2 separate regions of the Homo sapiens genome follow, and region 1 is linked to region 2. The links are chromatin contacts, found by Hi-C or POLR2A ChIA-PET in ENCODE. All regions are on one chromosome and are shown on one strand. Each heading gives the region's core, a stretch centred on a gene start or an enhancer-like site at or near the end of the contact. The rest is flanking DNA. Distances are from core to core; before and after follow the strand shown. Region 1 overlaps BABAM2 (BRISC and BRCA1 A complex member 2). Region 2 overlaps LOC105374378 (a long non-coding RNA gene).

Region 1 (2,700 bases), core at 139-2,638, 310 kb after region 2:
TGATCTGCCTGCATTGGCCTCCCAAAGTGCTGGGATTACAGGCATGAGCCACCATGCCCGGGCAAGGGCCAGAACCTTGAAACCACTTGCTAGGGTGTTTGTAGAATGGAGTGGAGGCTGTGGTGAAACTGTCTAAAGTGCTATGCATGTGTGCCTAGGTGCATTCATCCACCCACTCATACAAATATTTGTAAACGCTTGCTATGTTTTAAGATGTGTTTAGGGGAGTTTGTGCTGCTCATTTTTTAAAGAGCGGGAACTCTTTGGTAGTTACAATATTAAAAGGATAGACATCCACTCTGAGTAGTTCTGGATCATTTCTGGAGTTCTTTTTTCAAATATGTCTAAGTAAAACACACCATGTCAAAATACCAGGCTGAGCTGCACACTTGCAGTGAGACAGGATGGAAGACCGAGGATTCCACCAGGTCAGGACGCATCTTTGTTACCTTTGCAGAGGTTCTCTAGCACCTCTAGATCTCTGCATGATCTAGTTTGAAAACTCCTCCTCTAGACTATGACAAAGTTAAAAAAAAAAAAAAGTGATTCCCTAGGCTTTCCTGTCATAAAAATTGAGAGGCAGACGTTTTTCTTTTAAATGAGTTTTCTGTTTTAGCAAATAGAAGCTATTATTTATAGCTTAGTTAAATGTTTTAAATCGCCAAACCTCCGTACCTCTTTCCTATAGAGATTAGTTCATGGAGGGAGTTATGAAAAACATCAGTTAATGATAATGATATAGTGGACTTTCAGGAGATGAGAAACTTATTTTGAATACCCACTGCTAGGTAGAAGTTTGACCTTTGCATGTACATCCAGAAAGGATGGTGGTGTATGCCATCAGCCTTGTGGTTTATAAATATTAGTGATGTGGTCTGAATGCTTTAATAAAAACAAATGAATCAAAGGGGTAGGTCTGTCTTTATTGTTTGGGATTAAAAAAATAATAATCATACATTCATATATTCTTTTCATACTTTTAAGAAACAAAAAGGCAATTCTGCTAAATTATAATTTTATTGTACATTTAAAATGCAGATTTTAAAAACTCAAATTGTGCTTTTTAGTAACTAATAATTTAAGAACTCTTTCTGATCCTCCCCTACTTTTCCAACCTTCTTTTCTTGCCTAACGTTAGGAAAACCAAATTGAAGATGCCTGCATTTTGAACAGGTTGAACTTGTGGCCTTGGCTATAATTGTCACTTCATAATCTATTTTTGATTTTAATCTTATTATTATAACTTTCTTTTTACAGACTGGTGAATTTTCAGCTCGTTTCCTTTTGAAGCTGCCCGTAGATTTCAGCAATATCCCCACATACCTTCTCAAGGTAAAAATATATGATTTTCAGTATGAGAATATAAGTGAGCTTTTTAAGTAATTATTTAACTCAATATTTGTATGACTGGTTTGTCAGCATTTTGTTCAGATGATGAATTCTATTAAAAATATTTCTTACATGAAGTTCCATTGAGCTGTTTTGCTGCCTAAAAGCTAAAATAGTAACTGTGAAAGTCATTTAGAAGTGAGTTTTCCATATTAAAATAAAATTATTATAAGTGAATTAAACTTTGGGAAAAATCGCTTTTATTTAATAATGTTACTGGAATGAAAGACTCTCATATAAATTACCTAATATGCAATATTAGTCACCACTCCATTCTGCAAACACCCTAGCCACTGCCTTCGAGGTTCTGGCCCTTGGCCGGGCGCGGTGGCTCATGCCTGTAATCCCAGCTTTTTGGGAGGCTGAAGTGGGCAGATCACCTGAGGTCAGGAGTTTGAGACCAGCCTGGCCAACATGGTGAAACCCTGTCTCTACTAAAAAAAATAGACAAATATTAGCCGGGCATGGTGGCAGGCTCCTATAATCCCAGCTACTCGGGAGACTGAGGCAGGAGAATCGCTTGAACCTGGGTGGCAGAGGTTGCAGTGACCCAAGATCGAGCCACTGCACTCCAGCCTGGGTGATAGAGTGAGACTCCATCTCAAAAAACAAAAAACAACAGATAAAAAACAAACAAACAAAAAGATTTGGCTGGCCTCCCTCTGTGCTGTATTTGTACTTGTGGTTCTTTAATTGCAATCTAGCATAAGAAAAATTTCTATCTTCCTAATTTGATGTTGTTCAGAGAATTAATGGTATTCATAACTGCCTAGAGAAAAGACAGAATCTTTGTACAAGTTTGCTTGCATATTATACTAATCAATAAATAATATTAGATATTAATTTTTATAATGGTTATAAGTATGACTTAGTAGAATATAAACTATAAACCATAGAAAAGGTTAGGGAATTTTTTTTAATACATTCCATCTTTTTTTTTTTTGGAAACATGGTCTTGCTCTGTCACCCAAGCTGGAGTGTAGTGGTGTGACCATAGCTCACCCCAAGCTCAAGTGATCCTCCCACCTCAGCTTTCTGAGTAACTGGGACTACAGGCGTGCACCACTGTGCCAAGCTAATTTTTTGTTTTTTGTAGAGAAAGGGTCTCAGTGGTCCTCCCACCTCACCCTCCCAAAATGTTGGGATTATAGGTGTGAGCCACTGTTCCTGGTCTATACAGTCCATCTAAAGAGGAAAATTATTTTCTTTTTCGCTAAGTAAAACATAGGATTTTTGTACTTCATTAAACTTTCGTTTTTAGTTTCCAGTTGACTAGTTCTCCATTTTGTACCCAAGAGTTGTAAAGTCCAA
Region 2 (3,006 bases), core at 43-2,542:
GCGTGGTGGCTTATACCTGTAATCATCCCAGCACCTTGGGGGGCCAAGGTGGGGGGGAATTGCTTGAGCCCAGGAGTTCGAGACCAGCCTGGGCAACAAGGCAAGACCCTATCTTTATAAAAAATAAATTAGCCAGGTGTGGTGGCATGTGCCTTTGGTCCCATCTCCTGGGGAGGCTGAGGCAGGAGGATCCCAGGAGGTTGAGGCTGCAGTGAGCCATGATTGCACCACTGCACTCCAGCCTGGGTGACAGAGTGAGACCCTATCTCAAAAAAAGAAAAACAAACCAAAAAACAAAACCCTGTACCTCTTTTAGCTATCACCTCCCTAAACCCAATTCACCTCAGCCCTAAGCAACCACTAACCTACTCTCTGTCTTTATAGACTATAATATGTAGTCTCTATATAGACAGAATAGACTACAATGTCTATTCTGGACATTGCATATAAACACAGTCATATAATCTGTAGTCTTTAGTGACTCACTTTTTTCACTTAGCATAATGTTTTCAAGATTCGTCCATTTGTAGCATGTATCAGCCCTTCATTCATTTTTATGGCTTTATTACAGTCTAATATATGGATGTATCTCATTGTGGCTATCCATTCATCACTTGATGGACATGGGGTTGTTTCTGTATTTTGACTATTATGATTAATGCTGCTATGAACATTCCCGTACAAGTTTTTGTGTGGACATATGTTTCATTTCTCTGGGACATACACCTAGGAGCGGAATTTCTGGGCCATACAATAGCCATATGCTTAATTGTTTGGGGAATAATAATGTACTTATATTTTATTTCTGAACCATTTTGAGGTGAAGTTGCAGACATGTCCCTTTATCCCTAAATACTTCAGAGAAGCCAAACCAAGGACATTCTTTTTCATAACCACGTTTCAATGATCCAATTCAGGAAATTTAACATTGATACAATATTACTGTTATATAATCCACATGCAAATTTTGCCAATTATGTCCTTAACAGCAATTTCCCCCCCATCCAAGATGCAAGCTGGGATCACGCACTGCATCTAGTTGTTCTGTCTCTTTCCTTTCCTTCGGTCTGGTGCAGTTCCTCAGCCCTTCTTCATCTTTGTGTAGTTTTGTGAAATGTCTCTCAGTTTAGGTTTATCTGATGTTTGGATGGATGAGTTTCAAGGCTTGTCCATGTAGTGGGCACTGAGGTCCAGTCGTGTAGCTGCCCAGGCAGAGGAGGAGACTTGGCTCGGCAGGAGCCCTGACCCCTTCCAACCCCACCGCGATTGCACCGCGCTCTGCAGCGAAGGGACGGGCCGCAGACCCAGACCCAGGGCTGAGCCCGGCAGTGGAAAGTGCCCCACCTGGACACCTGGAGGGTTTACTGGGAAGTGCCAAGAGAAAGAAAGGGGTTGTGCGGGAGCTTCGTTCACGCCCTTTCCCAGGAACAGCTCAGGGGCCTGGAGGGCGCGGGAGTGTGTCCCCAGGCCGGGCCGTGGGCAAGCACTTCCCATCGCGGCACCGAGGGCTCCCGGACCTCGCCAACCCGAGCCGCCCGGGAAAGGCTGCAGCGCGTCGCCGGGATATCCGGGAAGGGCGGGCGCGGGGGAGACCAGCAGGCCGGTGCTGGGAAGGCGCTGCCCCTTCTGGGAAGGGCCTTGATGCAAGGGCACACCCCCATGCCCGCGCCCTGCACCCCCGCTTCCGGCAGCCCCGGCGGGGCTCTCGGGAAGGCGCGGGGCGGGGGCGGCTGATTCTAATCCGAGGCCCAAGATGGAGATTGGGCGCCGGGAGGCGGCTGGCTTCACTGGGTCCTGGCCCTGAGCCGGTTTGCTGGGCTGGGCCTACCAAAGGCCCCACCAACTTTTGCAAGAAGACTTTTCTGGGTGCTCCCTCAACATTATTGATTGAGAAGAGCCCCAGATAATCTGCCATCCTACCGCACAGCTGCCAACTTCCACCTGAGGCAGCGGTGGTTGGGCTGTTCGTTGTTCATTCGTTCATTCATTTTGTGGCTGCAGGTATCTGCCTGCTCCCCACCTTTCCCCCTCCCTGTTGGGGAAGAGGCTCAGTAGGGCTTCCAGGTAACAGTCCTGTACCTAACCTGCTTCTGCTGAGAACACCTGTCCTCATAGTGCCACCCGACCTGCCCTCCCTCAGCCCCAGGGCCTTGAATTCTGGCCACCCCAGGACTGAGCTGGCCTCTGCCCACTTTACAATGAGGGCGACAGACACCAGGGGGAAAGGCAGGGCCTTAGGGAGCTAGCCAGGAAGAGGTAGAATGGGGAGAGGAGGAAGGCACCAGGCAGGGACCAGGCCAAGAGCGCTGCAGGAATGTCATAGTCATCCGAGTTTGCACCCTGACAGTCTGCAGATATGCGTTGTTCTGTCCTCACAGGCTTTTGAAAATTGGAAAAGTTCACATAAAAATCCAGATATCTGATTTTTCTTGACAAATAAAAGGATCTGCCAACACCAAGCTTGCATTCCTGTGGCAGCCAGGACTGAATCAGGAACCTTCCCTGGACCTGGCAGTGGCCACACACCCCTTCTTATTGTTTAAACTTTCTGCACTAGCTCCATTACTTGCCTCTTCCCCAAGGGCACCTGTGAGCTCACTCAATCCTCACCATACCCTGTGAGGTCAGGAACCCGATTCCATTTTGTACAGAAAGAAAGCAAGGTGAGAGGTCAACCACCTCGCCCAAGGTCACAGCCAGAGAGAGGTAGGGCTGGGATTCTCCCCCAGGTTATCTGCTCCCTGGATGATGCTCTCTTCACTCTGCTGTACTGTTTCCTTGTGGGAGATCCGGTGTCTTCAGCAGCAGCTGGGTGGACGGCAGATGTAGACAGCAAATGGAAAGCCCTTGGCCATCGTAGTCTGGGGCTTTCTAGGCCACCACAGAGTCCTGAGCTGGGCTACACAGCTCTTGGCTGAGGCTCTGGAGTGGTGCCACCGAAGTGTGGAGCAAGAAGGTTCGGTCCATGGTCCCACAGTAAACTCAGGCAGGCGAAAGGACATGGGC

Evidence for each region. A loop is a pair of places that touch in the nucleus more often than their neighbours do. ChIA-PET counts read pairs that join two places held with the same protein, here RNA polymerase II (POLR2A).
Region 1: a map of right cardiac atrium shows a loop between it and region 2 (2.2-fold over the local background). The contact joins two enhancer-like sites. A Hi-C loop is called at or near these places in 1 of 168 maps with a recorded cell type or tissue (right cardiac atrium). POLR2A ChIA-PET finds 5 or more read pairs at or near these places in 1 of 52 experiments (activated CD4-positive, alpha-beta T cell).

What each region holds. Positions count from the first base shown.
Region 1 is chr2:28,044,468-28,047,167 of GRCh38, forward strand. BABAM2 (BRISC and BRCA1 A complex member 2) reads left to right here. Exons shown (of 12, transcript NM_199191.3): 6 at 1,258-1,332. Among named protein-coding and RNA genes, the nearest start is that of MIR4263, 49 kb to the left of the region's middle. Within about 2 kb of position 1,389, at least 2 of the 41 ENCODE cell types and tissues checked have a DNase peak (open chromatin) inside an H3K27ac peak, as active enhancers do.
Region 2 is chr2:27,734,080-27,737,085 of GRCh38, forward strand. The region is part of intron 2 of LOC105374378 (a long non-coding RNA gene); the gene reads left to right. Among named protein-coding and RNA genes, the nearest start is that of LINC01460, 20 kb to the left of the region's middle. RefSeq lists a silencer at 1,587-1,756. Within about 2 kb of position 1,293, at least 25 of the 41 ENCODE cell types and tissues checked have a DNase peak (open chromatin) inside an H3K27ac peak, as active enhancers do.